Linked DNA regions of Mus musculus: region 1 is linked to region 2. The links are chromatin loops, found by intact Hi-C in ENCODE. Cell type or tissue: heart. All regions are shown on one strand.

Region 1 (8,000 bases), 89 kb before region 2:
CAATCGCCTCCTGCCGCGCGGCTGCCAGCGTGGAGCTGACACAAAGCGCTTATGATCTCTACTGTGAAGCTGTGGGAGGATAATGAGGGACTGGGCCCCGACTGCTGAGATGGGGCCTGGCCTCCTGAGCCTGGAGCTCCTGTCTGAGTAGCCATCTCTAGGAAGCCAGAGGAAGGCTGTGTTCAGTCAGGGAAGATCCAGGCAAAAGGCAGCATGTTTGTCTGTGGGGACCAAAGGAGTACCCATGAAGGTGTCTGTGACACACCCACCCCAGGATCCTGTGGGCTCCCTCGCAAATGCTCTCCCGTAGAACCACCCATGACCTATCATTGTGCTGCCTGGTTAGTAAAGAGGTAGGGAGTCCATGGGTCACCCCACAGACAACCTCACAAACCTCTGAGTTCCTCTCATGAGGGTTGTGACCATACTGTTTATAAGGGAGTTGGGATAAATAGTGGTTAGTCCTTTACAGTCTCCAGGGATCCTGGGTCATCAATGCTTAGAATGTTGCCCAGCATGCTAGCTGCATGCTGGGTGTTTGCACACTGCTGTTAGTTCTGGCTTCTCCCCTGTAAGGATGCCCACTACGCAGGGCTAGAATGAGGCTCTGGCAGAGTTCTTGCTTGCACATGTAAAGCTCCGCAGACAACAAATAAAAGGACTGGTGACCAGACCGCCAGCATCTGTTGAATCCAGTAGTTAGATCCTTGGTCCCCAGGGGACACGGTAGGTGCTGAATGAATGGGGTCTTGGCCATCCTGGTTAGACATTCCCCTGGCTTGCTGATAAGCCAGACTAGACTACTTGGCAAATTTCAAGTCAGGGACCTTGTCTCAAAAAAAGGTGTATAATATTGGAGGAATGATATTCAAAATGTTCCTGTGGCCTCTACATGCAGACATACCTGTGCATGTGCATGTGCACATGCACTCTCTCTCTCACGCGCGCGCGCGCACACACACACACACACACACACACACACACACACACAGAGAAAGAGAGACAGAGACACACACACAGAGAAAGACTCACAGAAAGAAACACAGGGAGACAGAGAAAGACACACACAGAGAAAGAGAGACAGATACAGAGACAGAGAGACACACAGAGACAGAGAGACACACACAGAGAAAGATAGAGAGACAGAGAGACACATACAGAGAAACACACACACACACACACACACACACACACACACACAGAGAGAGAGAGAGAGAGAGAGAGAGAGAGAGAGAGAGAGAGAGAGAGAGGTAGTGTTCTATGATTCTTGCAGAGCTGGATCGGGCCCAGAATCTAAATCACTTGGCTGGTCTAGGTTAGAACATAAACTTTGAAGACAAAGATCCGACTGGAGTTCCAGGAAGTCAGGCCTCTGCAAAAGCCTGTGCTCAGCAGGCTGTCCCAGAGATGGAAAAGAAGTTGTGCCAGTTATGGGATGTGCTCAGGGCCACACCCTGAAGCTGTTCTTCCCAAAGAACCTGTACTTTGTGCATAGCTGTTCCTTCTGATTTCATATTCAGAGCACTCATGAGCTCATGGGCAAGGGTGGGCACAGCTCCTCCAGGGACTGAGTCTTCATGGGGTTGGGGCTTGTGGTAAGCTGACTTGGGTATGAAGGAAAGGTCAGGGCCCCAGCTATATGGGTACGTGGGGCCTGAAATCTCATTGTGCCCCTCTGAGACATGGAAATGGGAGAACCTGACTCTGAGAATCCTTACAACCACTGGATGAAGGAAGCTGGAAGCCTGGCCTGTAAACCCCTCATTACTGACTGCATTTGGTGGTTTCCATGGGATCAGGTTTTGAGAGGAGTCAAGGGCAGGGTGTGTTGGAGGAGGAGGCTGACATACAACCTGTCATTCTTGTTGGAGACCAGAGGAGGACCCTACAGACATATTCTAGTAAACAATGTAAATAAGCTTTATAGCCCTCTTCTGAAGAGGGAGAGAGCTGGGGTGTTGATACACCCAAGAGTCTGGGGTAACTCATCTCCAGACTAGGGCAGGTGAAGTCCCTGGGACCCCCAACCTTCCCCGCATCATTTGAGGATGATTCCTAAGACTCTGCAGTGGTTTAAATGAGAGTATTTCTTCCCCTTATAGGCTCATGATTTTGAATACGTGGTCCCAAGTCAGCGTGACCTTAATCACAAGGATTAGGAGCTGCGGCCTTGTTGGAGGAGGAGTGTCATGGGGTGGGGGCAGACTTTAATTTTTCAAAAGACTCATGCCATCCCAGGTCTCCATTTCTGCCTTCTGCTTGCAGATGAAGATGTGAACTCTCTGATGTTCCTTTGCTCCACCTGCATAGACTCTAACCATCTGAATGAGCCAATTAAACACTTTTTTTTTTAAGTTGCCTTAGTCATGGCCACAGCAATGGAAAATTAACTGAGACAGCTGAGCAGAGATCAAGTGAGGCTCAGGGAATCTAGGCTACTCCCAGTACAGTTTCTGGAACAGCTTCCCCCGGTCTACTGAACTTTTTCCCATGGCACCTTCTTGGCTGTAGAAATGCCTCTTCATGGTGATTGTATACAAGCTCAACACCCATACCATACTTCATTCATTGTACCCAGAAGGGGTGTGGTTACTATACCATTCCTGCATCTTACAGGTGTGTACCATGAGGAAAAAATGGCTCTGGTCAGACTTTCTATTTCCAGGGGGTATGGGGTGGGAGAATTGAAGGATAGCAGAAGAGGCCCATGGGAGGCAGCTGTAAAGAGCACCTCCACCTCACCAGCAGCCAGCCTCACTGGCACAAAGACATAAACAGCCCAGCTCAGCCCAGCCCAATGGTAGGAACAGGAGTCATGGGGATCAAGCCACTGCCTTGTTGAAATTGAGTCTTAGCCCGCTGTGGCTGGGAACAGATGTGTCTGAGCTCATTCACGGTGAGGGATGCCAGGAGGCAGAGGCGCCACTGCGTCTCAACAGTTGAATCTCAGCCTAGTTTCTGGCCGGGTCTCCTTCCTGTTGACACCTGCTGTGAGGGTAGCCTCTGACATCACTCATGGCTCCTAGGTGGTCCTCGGTCACTGGGTGTGAAACCGGAATGGAATCGTATACCGGAGCCTCTGCTGAGGCAAAGATTTGTTTGGTCCAGAGCCTTGGCTACATGGCATAGGAGCTAGGAACGGGTCACTTCCTGTTCAGACAGGAAGTGGAGGGAGTAGAACAGGGAAGATATCTTTTCGGGCTGAGGTGGCCCGTGGGTTTGAGGAAGCTCCAGTATTTTGCATTTTGAAATGGTAAGAAGGCCGAATGTGTTATCCTTTATTTATAGGAGACCAGAGAGCTCCTGGAGTTGAGCATGCTGCAGAAACAGGCATGCATGTCCATGTCCAGCTTTCTATGGGGATGGGAACTCAGCAGCTCACGATTGCCCAGCAAGCCTGCTTGCCCAAAGAGAAGAATCTCCCTGGTCCGGGGGGCGGAGGTGGGGCGGAGGTAGGGCGGAACTTTCTTGTCTTCCAGTGTTGGGAGAAGTTTCAGAGCAAGGTGAAAGGCAAAACCAGAAAGTTCGGGTCTTCTGGGTCCTTCTGAGGTGGTCAGCCACGATTTCCAGCAAACCCCTCTCTCTTCTTGCATCTGTCACAGAAAATGACATGCTTGCCTTATTAGGGGGCTGGGTTATCCCTCTTACAGACCACGCCCCTGTAGTGACAGCAGTATATGCTAGATAGTCCTCGGAACCCTTTGCCATTTAATTCTGTGACAGGCCAAGAAGGCAGCTATGCCGTTCTGATCGTCCTCCTTCAGAGTAAGAGTCTGAAACAAAGAGAAATCAGGTTACCTGTTCTTTTTTTGTTTTTGTTTTGCCTCTGTGAAGAGAAGGGTATTAGCTAAAACTTAGGCATGAGTAGGTTTAGAAATCCCTTGCTGTTGTGTGTCCTGAGCAAGATTCTAACTTCGATCCAGGCTTTTTTCCTTTCTTGCCATTTTGTTCATATCTAGGAGGTGAACGAGTCAGCTTCACATTGCTATAGCAAAATACCAGAGACAATCAACTCGTCAAGAAGAAAAGTCTACTTGGTACAGTTCTGTACACTTCAGTCGATAGTGAGCAGCCCCATTGTTCTGAATTGGTAGAAGGCAAGACACCATGGCGGGCATACAGCAGAGCAGATCACTTCCTTTAGCAGCTGGAAGCAAAGAGGAAGAAGAGGCTGGGTCCCATAATCCTTTTGAATGCTACACCCTCCGTTGCCTAAAGACCTCCCACAAGCCAACTTGGCATTGGAGGCCTGTAATTTCAGCACTTATGAGGGTGAGGGAGAAATGCAAGTTTAAGCTGGGACTACATGCTATGATCCTGTCTCAAAATAGCAACAACAATTAATAATAATAATAATAGTAAGAAGAAGAAAAGAAGAGAAGGAGAAGGATAAAAAGAGGAGGAGGAGGAAGAAGAAGAATGAGAAGGAGGAGGAGAAGGAGAAAGAAGGAGAAGGAGGAGGAAAGGAGGAAAGAAAGAAAGAAAGAAAGAAAGAAAGAAAGAAAAGAAGGAGGAGGAGGAGAAGGAGGAGAAGAAGAAGGAGGAGGAGGAGGAGGAGAAGGAGAAGGAGCAGGAGCAGCGGCAGCAGCAGCAGCAGCAGCAGCAGCAGAAGCAGCAGCAGCAGCAGCAGCAGCAACAGAAGCAGAAGCAGAAGCAGAAGCAGAAGCAGAAGCAGAAGCAGAAGCAGAAGCAGCAGCAGCAGCAGCAGCAGCAGCAGCAACAGCAGCTGGGCAGTAGTAGCACATGCCTTTAGTCCCAAGCCTGGGACAAGTGACTAACTGAGTTGCCTATTTAACATACCAAAGCAGTCCTTGGCCACCATATTCTCCCAGCATCCCTCAGTCCCTACCTGTTCCAGGCTCCTCCTTGCTGGAATACCCAGCCCCCTACTCTGAACTCTCCAGCTCAGGTGCTGGGCTGTCCTTTCCCCAGTTGCTTTTCCTTGTATAATCTAGACATTTTGGCCATGCAGACCCTTTTAGGCTTTTATTCTATATTTTTGTCCTCTTGATTTCCTGATCTCCAGGCACTCCCCTCTCCTCGAATGGGTCACCAAGGTGTGTGTGTGTGTATATATATACATATGTGTTCATATGTGTTTGTGTGTATATGTGTGTGTATGTGTGTATGTACTTTGTTTGTGTATGTGTGTGTATTGATGTGTGTGTTTATGTGTGTACGTGTGTGTTTGTGTATACATGTGTGCACATGTGTGTTTGTGTGTATTCATATGTGCACAGGTGTGTTTGCATGTATATGTGTATGTATTTGTGTTTGTATGTATATGTGTGTATGCATGTGTGTTTGTGTGTGCGCACATGTGTGTTTGTGTGTATATGGGTGTGCATTTGTGTGTGCATGTGTGTGTATGTGTGTGCATGTGTGTGTCAATGTGTGTATGTACATGTGTGCATGTGTGTGTGTGTGTGTGCGCATGTGTTTATTCTGGACTTTTTCAGATGTGTCAGCCTCTAGCTCTGCTCTCCCTCATGTCTACAATTAACTCTCTCATCTACTGTACCAGAAATAAAGTCTTCTCCTTTTTTATTTCTTTTTTCATTCATCCAAACTCAGGAGCAGAGGCAGGCAGACCTGGTCAGCCTGCTCTACAGAGTGAGTGACAGGATAGCCAGGTCTACACAGAGAAACCCTGTCTCACAACAACAACAACAACAACAAAAACAAAAGAAAAAGAGAAAGAAAAGGGAGGGGTTGATACTGGGTTTTGCTCACAGGTAGAGAGCACTTGCTATTTACACAGGAGGCTCCAGGTTTAATCCCTAGCACCTCACACAAGACCCCACTTCTAAAGAACCCACTGCTCCCACAGAGGCCCCAGCGTACCAAGTCTTTAACACGTGGGCCTCTGGAGGTCTTTCATCCTCACTGCGGCAGGAGGCATGGGACCCTCTGCATCCCCAGCCTAGTACAGAGCCGCCTCTAGCTCTGTATTTGATGCTGTTCAGTGAGGGGTTTGCTGACCGACTATCTGATGGGTGAGGAAATGCATTCAGATTCTTAGCAATGCTTAGTGCAAGCAGAGGAAAGAGATGTGTGCCATTGCACCCAGCTTGGCCACCGTCCTAGTTTGCCTTCTGTGGCTGTGATAAACATCACCGCCATAAGCAACTTGGGGAGGAAGGATTTACTTAGCTTACATATCCTGATCACAGTCCATCATGGAAGGGAGTCAGGGCAGGAACACCAGGCAGGAACCTGGAGGCAGGGACTGAAGCAGAGGCCATATTGACTCATTAAGCCTGCTTTCTCAAAACATCCAGGGGTGGCACCATCCACAGTGGGCTAAGACTAAACACTCATGTCAAATCTCATGGAGGCAATTCCTCGGTTGAAGGTCCTTCCTCCCAGATGACAGTCAAGTTGACAAAAATACCAGCATAGCCTTCATCAAGGTGTGTGTGTGTGTTTGTGCATGTGTATGTATATGAGTGTATGTGTATTAGTATATGTGTGCTTGTGTCTATGTGTGTGTATGCATGTGTGTACACGTGTGAATTTGTGTATAAGCATGTGTATATTTGTGTATGCATGTATGTGTGTTTGTGTGTACATGTGTGTATGCATTTGTATGTGTTTTGTGTTTATGTGTGTATGCATTTGTATGTGTTTTGTGTTTATGTGTGTATGCATGTGTACACGTGTGCTTATGTATATATGTGTGTATTTGTGTATGTTTGCATGTGTGTATTTTTGTGTTGTATGTGCACATGTGCACATGGGTGTTTGTGTATTTGTGTGTGTGTATGTGTGTGTGTGCGCGTGTATGTGTGTGTGTGTGCATGTGACTGTATGCACTGTACATGCATGTAGAGGTCAGAGGTGTATGTCAGGTGTTCTATATCATTCCTTCTTTCTTAATCCCTTGAGACAAGATTTCACTGTACCTGAAGCTACCTATTTTGGCCAGGCTGGTGGCCAGTGAGTTCCCAGGACTCATCTCTGTTCCCTAACACAGTGTTTATAAATATGTGCAGCCATGTCCAGTTTTCACATGGGACTGAGAGTTTGAACTCACGTTCTCTTGCTTGCACAGCAAATGCTCCTCCTCACTGAACCTTCCCCCTGGGTCCCATCACAGAGGAATGCTTAGTGTATCAAGAGAAGCTGTGGCCAGCAGCAATGCTTGTCTTCTTACATGAGTGTTCTTTGGGACTTAATGGACTGGAGATCCACTTGGGCTCTGCTCACCTGGGCTCTGCTTACCTGGACTCTGTTCACCTGGGCTCTGCTCACCTGGGCTCAATCACCTGAGCTCTATCCACCTGGGCTCTGCTCACCTGGGCTCTGCTTACCTGGGCTCTGCTCACCTTGGCTCTGTCCACCTGGGCTCTGCTCACCTGGGCTTGCTCACCTGGGTTCTGATTACCTGGGCTCTGCTCATCTGGGCTCTGTCCACCTGGGCTCTGCTCACCTGGGCTTGCTCACCTGGGTTCTGCTTACCTGGACTCTGCTGACCTGGGCTCTGCCCACCTGGGCTCTGCTCACCTGGGCTTGCTCACCTGGGTTCTGATTACCTGGACTCTGCTGACCTGGGCTCTGTCCACCTGGGCTCTGCTCACCTGGGCTTGCTCACCTGGGTTCTGATTACCTGGGCTCTGCTCATCTGGGCTCTGTCCACCTGGGCTCTGCTCACCTGGGCTTGCTCACCTGGGTTCTGCTTACCTGGGCTCTGCTCATCTGGGCTCTGTCCACCTGGGTTCTGCTCACCTGGACTCTGCTGACCTGGGCTCTGCCCACCTGGGCTCTGCCCATCTGGGCTCTGCACATCTGGGCTCTGTCCATCTGGGCTCTGCCCACCTTGGGGATCCCCAGCATTTGTTCTTCTGTGTGTCCCCACAGCTAGCCCTCCTGACATGTTCTGTAACTGGCTTCCACAGGTTTCACATCTGCCTCCCATGGGCCCCTAGAGCCTACCTGTGTGCATTGAGTGGATAGAATCTCAGTCCCCTTCACTAAGCCTTGAAGCCAATGTGCTGCAG
Region 2 (8,000 bases):
CTGGTGAAGCCATGGAGGATTTTGCAGATGGCCTTAGAGTTGAACCAGCAAAGGACTGGCTCCATGGGCTCCAGGAGTCAGTATGAGCCCTGTGCATGAACACACACATTCCTAGGTGACTGACAGCCATGGAGTGAGATATCCCAGGCTAGCCTTCCCCTATTCCAGTTACCAGTAGCCATTATAATAGAAGCTCATGGAAGGCTGATTCGAGAAGCCTGGCTCCTGCAGAGTAGACAGCCTTCTGGGGCACCATGCCATTCGGTCAGTAGATTAAGTTGCATCTGGTCAAACAAAGGTGTCATCAATCTAACAAGCCAAGTCTCCAGCATGCGTTGCAACGAAGGCAGGGAGGAAAATGAGCTTGGGCAGCTCTGAGATGCTTTGGCCACGAACACATCCATCCCCTGTCAGGCCTAGCTTTCTCACCTTTGTGCTGGGTCCTTCACCTTGCCACTAGCAGTACCATAGCGAAAGACTGAGAGTTCCCTTGCAGGGTAAGCCTGCAGGACAGCTAGCCCAGGATGAGAGTGATGAACCAGTGGGAGAAGCTATGCATGCCTTCAGCAGGTCACTGTGAGAACCAATAGGTCCTCACTTGATGACGACAGCTATCCATAGAGTCCCCTCACAGACCTGGGCTGAGAGGAGGGTGGGCCAGAGTGTGTTGACCTGAATTTCCGAGCTGCAGACTTTGGTTCTGCCCCTGTTCTTCCTCAGTTTAAACCTATAAACCTGGACTGGGGACTGCAGAAGGGACTGTGCCTGTGGGGCTCTATGTGCTCTTTCTCTGCATGAGCCCTGAGCAAATTGTCTCTTTACTTGGGTCAAGGACTAGCCTAGTAGAGGGGCAGCCAGGGTCTAGACTTTGCCCTAAAACACAGGTTTCATGCCTGTAGCCATGGTCTCTTGAGGAAGATGGGACCTGGATGTCCTGAGTCTCCAATCTTGTGGCATTGTGGGGCAATGGCCAAGGCCACCAACTTACCAATGGACCTAGCTCTGGGGACAGAGCCCTCCTCAAAGGATGCACAAGGGGTTGTTCTAAACTTCCCCAGCAAAGGTCCAAACTGCCATCTCCGGGTGTACGAGATAGAACCTAAGCCTCAGAAGGGGTCATCTGGCCACACAGAAAACTCCAGACCCTTCTCCTAAAAGAGCTGCAGGATTCTCCCCAAAAGCCTCAGGGATGTGCTCGCGCAAGCTCGTGCCAAACAGCTAAAAGCACATATACTCAACGTGCTTGAGGAGTTGCTTCCAGGCAGCTGGTGGGCCCGCCGCCCGCCCGCTCGCTCATGCCTGCCACCTCATGACTCTGCTGCAGCTCACATGATGATGGAGGGAGATAGCTCCCTCCTGCACAGCTGCCAGGAGCTGGGCCTGCCAACTGTGCCCAGTGCAGCTACCTCTCCAGTCATCCCCAACTTCCCTCCTGATGGCTTGCTCTGGAAAGCCTGGCTTTTCTTCTCTAGTCTTTCTCCTTTCCAATGGTGTGGCTGGATTTCAGAGAAGCCAGTGATATAGATACAACATCCAGGATGGGCACGGCCAGAAGGGGGTGGCTGCAAAGATACCTACATTGCCCATTCTGGTTTGTTATCTTTCCTTTTCCCAGGATGCAATTTGATCACAACGGGATACAGGCAGAGAATGTCTTGGCTTATGAGCACAGACTGGAGACATTCACTCATATGTGAATAGCCTGGAGTCCATGCTTTTCTTTGTGACTTACCTGGAATCAGCAGTGTGTCAGATAGGGGGTTATTGAACAATACCTGGAGCTTCTGCATGGCCCTGGCTTTCTCTAGAGTACTGGTGGACTTGAACTTTCAGCAAAGACACTAAAACCAGGACCATATACACATAGTAGGTTAGCACGCTATATTCTCAGACCTTTAGATATGTTTGATTGATTGATTGATTGATTGATTGATTGGATGACTGTTTTAATTTTTTGAGACGGGATATTTCTATGTATCCCAGGCTAGTTTTGCTTGAACTTGTGACCTTCTTACATCAGCCTTTTGAGTACTGGGATAACAGACATGCACCATCACTCCCAGGAAAATGTAATACTCTGTTTCCCACATTTGAAGCACTGGGTGAGGACTTTGTGCGTGCTAGACTTAGTCTGCCAGGTCTTGCTTCTCTAAACTTGCTTGATCGATCAATGGGCCTTGCAGCTGATTCCACAGCTAGACCAGACTAGGTCACTCAGCATCTACACATCCTTTCAAACCCTTCCTCAGAAATCAGCTCACCAACTTGTCTCTCATCCCCCTAGCTGGGGGCCACATCCCCAGGTCTGGGGTCTGCAGGCATGGCAAGTTCATGGTCAGGTGAGGTGAACTTTAGAAAGGAGAGGACCTAGGGCTTCTGCAGTGAGGTAGCCTGGCTACCTACCACCTGTTGGGGAAGCCACAGGCAGCACATTAATGAAGGGGGTCACATGATATAGCTATGTTCACTGTCAGCTTGACTGGGCTTGAAACCACTTGGGAGACACATCTATGTCCTTGTGTGTGTGTGTGTGTGTGTGTGTGTGTGTGTGTGTGTGTGTGTCTGGGCGGGGGGCATTTCAGAGAAGTTTAACTGAGCAGGAAAGATCTGCTGGAGGTGGGCAGTACCATACTTTGTGTGCCAGTCCTGGACTGAATAAAAAGGAGACTGGGCTGAGCACCAGTTTCCATATCTCTATGGGTGACCAGCTCCCTCCGGCATGCCTTTCCCACCGTGATGGGCTGTATGTTCAGTATGTGCCCTGGGTAACCCTTCACTTCCATCAGATCATGAACAAAATCCCTGACATGGGCCGTGCAAGAAGCAAGCAGCAATCAGACTTGGGCAATGGCTTGTGACTCCTGTGATGGTGGCTTATCTCCTATCTCCATGTCAGGATACACTAAGTGCCCATCACACAGTTTTTACAACGCTTCTTGCCAGCTAGCACTGACAGTGGCCACTCTACTAACCTGTCATCGACTTCACAGACTAAGATGCCTCTGAAGGCAGTACCAGGTATATGAGAGTATAAGCACACAGGTATATGAGAATATAAGCACACAGCACCTAGCACATGAGAAGTGCTCACCCACTGTGCACCACACAAAGCCTGAAGAACTCTAGTCAGCTCCATTCAGAGACCTGGACTCTGAGGCCCAGGGAGGGAAAGACACATTAGAGTCACATGCTGTGAATATGAGCTAGACCTTAGCTCCACCCAATGGCAGTAATAGATACTATGTTAACTGAGCAATTACTGCCTGCTAAACAGAGCACATTCAGGGTCCCACTCCCTTCTGACTTAATGCCAGTGTGCTTTGATGCCAAGCTGCCACATACTGTGGCCAGGGCAGGGGATTCCCCACTGTTCCTCCAACAGACTTTGACTGCCAGTGAGCAGGACTGTGTCACCTATGGCAGAGAGATACAGTGGAGGTTGAAGGGGACATAGAGATAACCGTGCACCCTGCTACGGGACTGGCACTGGTCCTTCATCAGCTAGAACCTCAACCCAGATCTGAAAATCAGCTTCAAAAGATACATTGTAAGAAAGTTAAAGGAGCCGGCAGCTCTTGCACCATGGTAACAAACAACACAGATCCATCTGATAAATTCCAAGACTCCTCGTCCTGCCTGGCCATTTTTCCATATAGAAGGCAGCGGGGAGAGAGGCCAGCTGTGAGGGCCACCAGAGGGACAGCCAAGGGGGAAATGCCTCCAGCTGGGGGAGGTCACTCCAGCTGTGATACCTCCTCCCTTAGCTGTTGGGCATCCACACACAGGGTTAGTCAACAGGTCTCAGGCAGACCAGCTGTCCCTGGTGGGTGTTGCTCTAAGCCGTTGTCCACAGGGTGTTTGATTACTGGCCAAGATTGTGGACCCCAGGGTGCCCCATTAAGCAGGCCCAAGAGGAAACAGATCCTGTAGACCCAGGCTCCTGACTGCTGGCCTGGCTTCTGGTCCCTCCTCACAGCCACCGTGGACCCCACTTGTTGCTGGTGGCCTGTTGGTAGAATTTAAAGACAGGATAATATTTACACAGCCAAGGCCTCCTGAGGCATCCTAAACACCATAAAAAGGATTTTCAGGGCTTAATGAGCGTTAGTGAGCCCAGCAGGATAATGCGGCACTGGTGGCTTTAATCTGATCTGGCCCCTTCTGCACAGTGGGCGCAGAGACCAGAGCAGCTTGGAGCCAGCGCCCAGGCTGTTGCTTTGTGGTATTTGCCTCTCCTCTTATCTCCTTGGAACTCTGTGGTATTATCCATGCTGTGTAGCCACAAACTGCTGGCATCAGCCACAGAAGGTGCCATTGAACCACATAAGTACCTAGGGGATTTGCTGGTAGGGAAAGGGGAAGGACACAGAATTGCTTCAGCTCCTCTCTAAAGCAGAATAGAATAAATAGAACAAGCTCCTTAGAAATAATAATAATAGTAATAGTTATTATCATTATTATTATTATTGACAGAATCTCTTCTCCATCCCAGGAGACATCAACAGTGAAATTGACCTCACCCTAGCTCCTGAGCTAGACATGTATGTGCGAGCACACATGTGCGAGCACACATACACACTTGAGTGTTGACCGGCTTGGTATTATGCACATTTTGTGCAGGTGACCAGAGCTGCCCTGACTTCATGAGTGTGGCTCTCCTGTCCTGTCCAGAAGACATGTTTTCACTCTCTTCTCTCTTCTGTCTCTCACAGTCTTCCCATCCCACCTCCACAACTTTCCCAGAGCCTGGGTTGCAGAGGGTAATACTCAGTCCTGTAGTTTGCTGAGAACTTTTTCTAAGAGGAACCTCCCAGGGTTTGAAAGCTGCAGGGATGACTTTCACTTAGCACACAGAGCTGACCTCTCTCGCTGTAATGGAGGATTCCTTCCTGTTAGTGACTACAGGATGGGGCCCAGCTGGAGCCGCTGGGAAGGAAGCCTTCTTGGGAGCAGCTGCTTCTATGGTGTGTTGAAGTCTCTGCAGAGACAGATGCTGAGGAATTCTGTCACACAGTCCCAGCCCTTTCCTAAGCTGGCTCTGGCATTTTCCATCCCACCAGCAGGGATTTCCAATGGCTCCCTCTCATCGTCAGCCTTTGGTGTTTTCTGATTCGTAGCCATGTGAGTGTGTACTGGTGGCCTACAGACAGAGAGACATGTGGCAGCTTCTACTGTTATTAATGCATGGGCAATTCTTCCCCATTTCTCAAGATGCCTGAACTAGAATATCCATTTGACACATGGAAGTGCTTGGATATGTAAGGGAGATTGTGCAACAGTATGTGGAGGGAAAACTTATGGTCAACCCAGATACTCAGCATCCTAGCAAGGGACAGCCCACTCTGAGAATAGCCATCAACCTAGAATCTGACCAGTGTAAGAACTGAGGAACTTTCTCCAATTCACTGTTTAGGTAATCCAGTTGTCTATCCACCTATTCATCCACTTATCCACTTATCCACTTATCCATCCATCCATCCATCCATCCATCCATCCATCCATCCATCCATCCACTCACTCATCTACCCATTCATCCATCTGTAGTGGCCATTCCTGGTTGTCAACTTGACTATATTTGGAATGAACTACAATCCAGAATTGGAAGGCTCACCAGGGACCCTTATCTGGAGGCTTGGAGATAGAAGTTTCTGATCTGGATCTTGGTATGGAGATCTTGAGGCATAGTGGCTATGGATTCCAGAAGATTAAATCTCCAAGTTCAAGGTCATCTGGGATTAAAGGTGTGGTGGAACACACCTTTAATCTGGGCTACACCTTCTGCTGGACATTGGAAGAAGGGAGTCTTGCTCTTGCTCCTTCGCCTGCTTGCTGTGTGAGACTGAGTAACTGCTAGATCCTTGGACTTCCATTCACAGCTACTACTGAACCATTGTTGGGAATTGGGCTGCAGACTGTAAGTCATCAATAAATTCCTTTACTATATAGAGACTATCCATAAGTTCTGTGACTCTAGAGAACCCTGACTAATACACCATCCATACATCCAGCCACTCGTCCACCCACCTATTAACCCATTCATGCATCCACCCTTCCTCTACTCTATCCCTCCTTCCTTTTATTCAGCCAATAGACTTTTTTACCTTGCTGCCCCCTCACCTGGCTCTGCAGAGACATAGATGGATAGTAACATAATCCTGGACTCAATGAGTTCCCCTATCTTTAACAGAAACTTATTTCATCTCCCTGCTTTGGACTTGACCAGTCTCGTGTTGAGCCTGAAGTGTCTATTCTTATTATTTCCCAGTCTTGATCCTTACAGCAGAAACACGGGTTTTGATACCCCTTCATTTCTAAATACTGACGTTTTCCTTGGGCAAGTTTTGCTGTGCATTTCCAGTGAGATGGCTCAGATACCACATACTTACCTGATAGGCTAAGAAGCACCCCAAATGTTATGTGGAATGCCTATCCAGGATTAGGCTGGAAAAATTCCAAAGTGGATATTTGGACCAGAGGGGATTTTGTCCATCGAGTCAATACCTTAAAAGCCACCAATGGTCAAAGAAGCATGTCCAGGCTCCAGAAACAATTATACACAGAATGCAAGCACTTGAACAGACACCTCCAGAATTGTGGCAAATGCAGGATGTTCCATGTTTCCCAGGAATTGGGATGATAATGTGTTTCCTTGCTGTGGGAGGCATATTGAGTTCATGCTGCTTTGCTGATAGCAGTGGTCATACATCTCATAGGTGGTCTTGTACCATCTTCCCAAATCTCCCTCTAATGCCTTTCATTGGCTGGAGGAATGTTGCGTCCAGAACTCTAGCTGCAAGAGAGTTTAGTAAGGCTATGGTTGGCTCTCCAGCCTCTTCATGATAGGGAAGATGGAATGGAGTGAGGCCCTCAGAGGGTCCAGCCAAATCAGGAAACACAGAGCTAAATCCATACCCGTACCTTCTGGCAAAGTAGCCTTGAGAAGTGACCTAAACATTGTCCTTCAGTATTGCTCCAATTTGGTATCTCATGGGGAGAGAAGGACTGGATGTTGCATGAGTCATTGAGAATCAGGGCCTGACTACCTCAGATGAAGCCATAAGGCAATAATTGTTAGTGCTTTAGGGGAGGTTATAACTCCCTTCCATCCCACTAACAACGAGAACAGCAAAAGAATGTAGCTGGGTGTGGTGGCGCATGCCTTTAATCCCAGCACTTGGAAGGCAGAGGCAGGCAGATTTCAGAGTTCGAGGCCAGCCTGGTCTACAGAGTGAGTTCCAGGACAGCCAGGGCTACACAGAGAAACCCTGTCTCAAAAAACCAAAAAAAAAAAAAATTGTAATGGTATCAGTAACAATGTCACACAAGGTATTAATATATCATGTCCAGAGCAAGGAATCCTGGGAGAAGTAGAAGTTGCATGCAGAAATCATGAATTTTCAAGGTGAGAGAAATTTCTGGATATAATGAAAAAGAATAGCAACTTTACAGGTATGGGAAGTCAGATACACCCAATGATCTAGCCTGTGTCACCTTCAAGTGAGGGACAGAGGGAAGAGCCAGTTACACCTAACGATGGAGGAAATAGTTTTTAGTATTGACGTCTTAGTCAGGGTCTTTATTCTTGCACAAAACATTATGACCAAGAGGCAAGTTGGGAAGGAAAGGATTTATTCAGCTTACACTTTCGCATTGCTGTTCATCACCAAAGGAAGTCAGGACTGGAACTCAAGCAGGTCAGGAAGCAGGAGCTGATGCAGACGCCATGAAGAAATGTTACTTACTGGCTTATTTCCCCTGGCTTGCTCAGTTTGCTTTCTTATAGGACCCAAGACTACAAGCCTAGGGATGGTACTACCCACAGTGGGCCCTCCCACCCTTGATCACTAATTGAGGAAATGCCTTACTGTTGGATCTCATGGCGGCAATTCCTTAAGGGAGGTTCATTTCTCTGCGATAACTCCAGCTTGTGTCAAGTTGATACACAAAACCAGGCAGTACAATTGCTTTTGTCAGAAATCCAGGTCCCTCTACTTAGGGCC

What was found. Hi-C counts contacts between places; a loop is a spot of excess contacts. Peaks named below come from ENCODE experiments on the same cell type or tissue, not always from the same donor. Only the 100,000 strongest peaks of a DNase experiment are listed, where the experiment ranks them.
Region 1: a loop joins it to region 2, with 2.2 times the contacts of the local background. A loop is called at or near these places in 2 of 42 quality-filtered maps.

Annotation. Positions count from the first base shown.
Region 1 is chr5:111,731,037-111,739,036 of GRCm38, forward strand. E130006D01Rik (RIKEN cDNA E130006D01 gene) reads right to left here. Exons shown (of 4, transcript NR_045834.1): 4 at 3,248-3,593. Among named protein-coding and RNA genes, the nearest start is that of E130006D01Rik, 27 kb to the right of the region's middle. In heart, no CTCF peak of the experiment used is centred here; a DNase peak (open chromatin) is centred at 3,015; H3K27ac peaks cover 438 bases.
Region 2 is chr5:111,819,864-111,827,863 of GRCm38, forward strand. No RefSeq gene overlaps it. Among named protein-coding and RNA genes, the nearest start is that of Gm36535, 30 kb to the left of the region's middle. In heart, a CTCF peak has its summit at 3,231; DNase peaks (open chromatin) are centred at 3,778 and 4,958; H3K27me3 peaks cover 2,301 bases.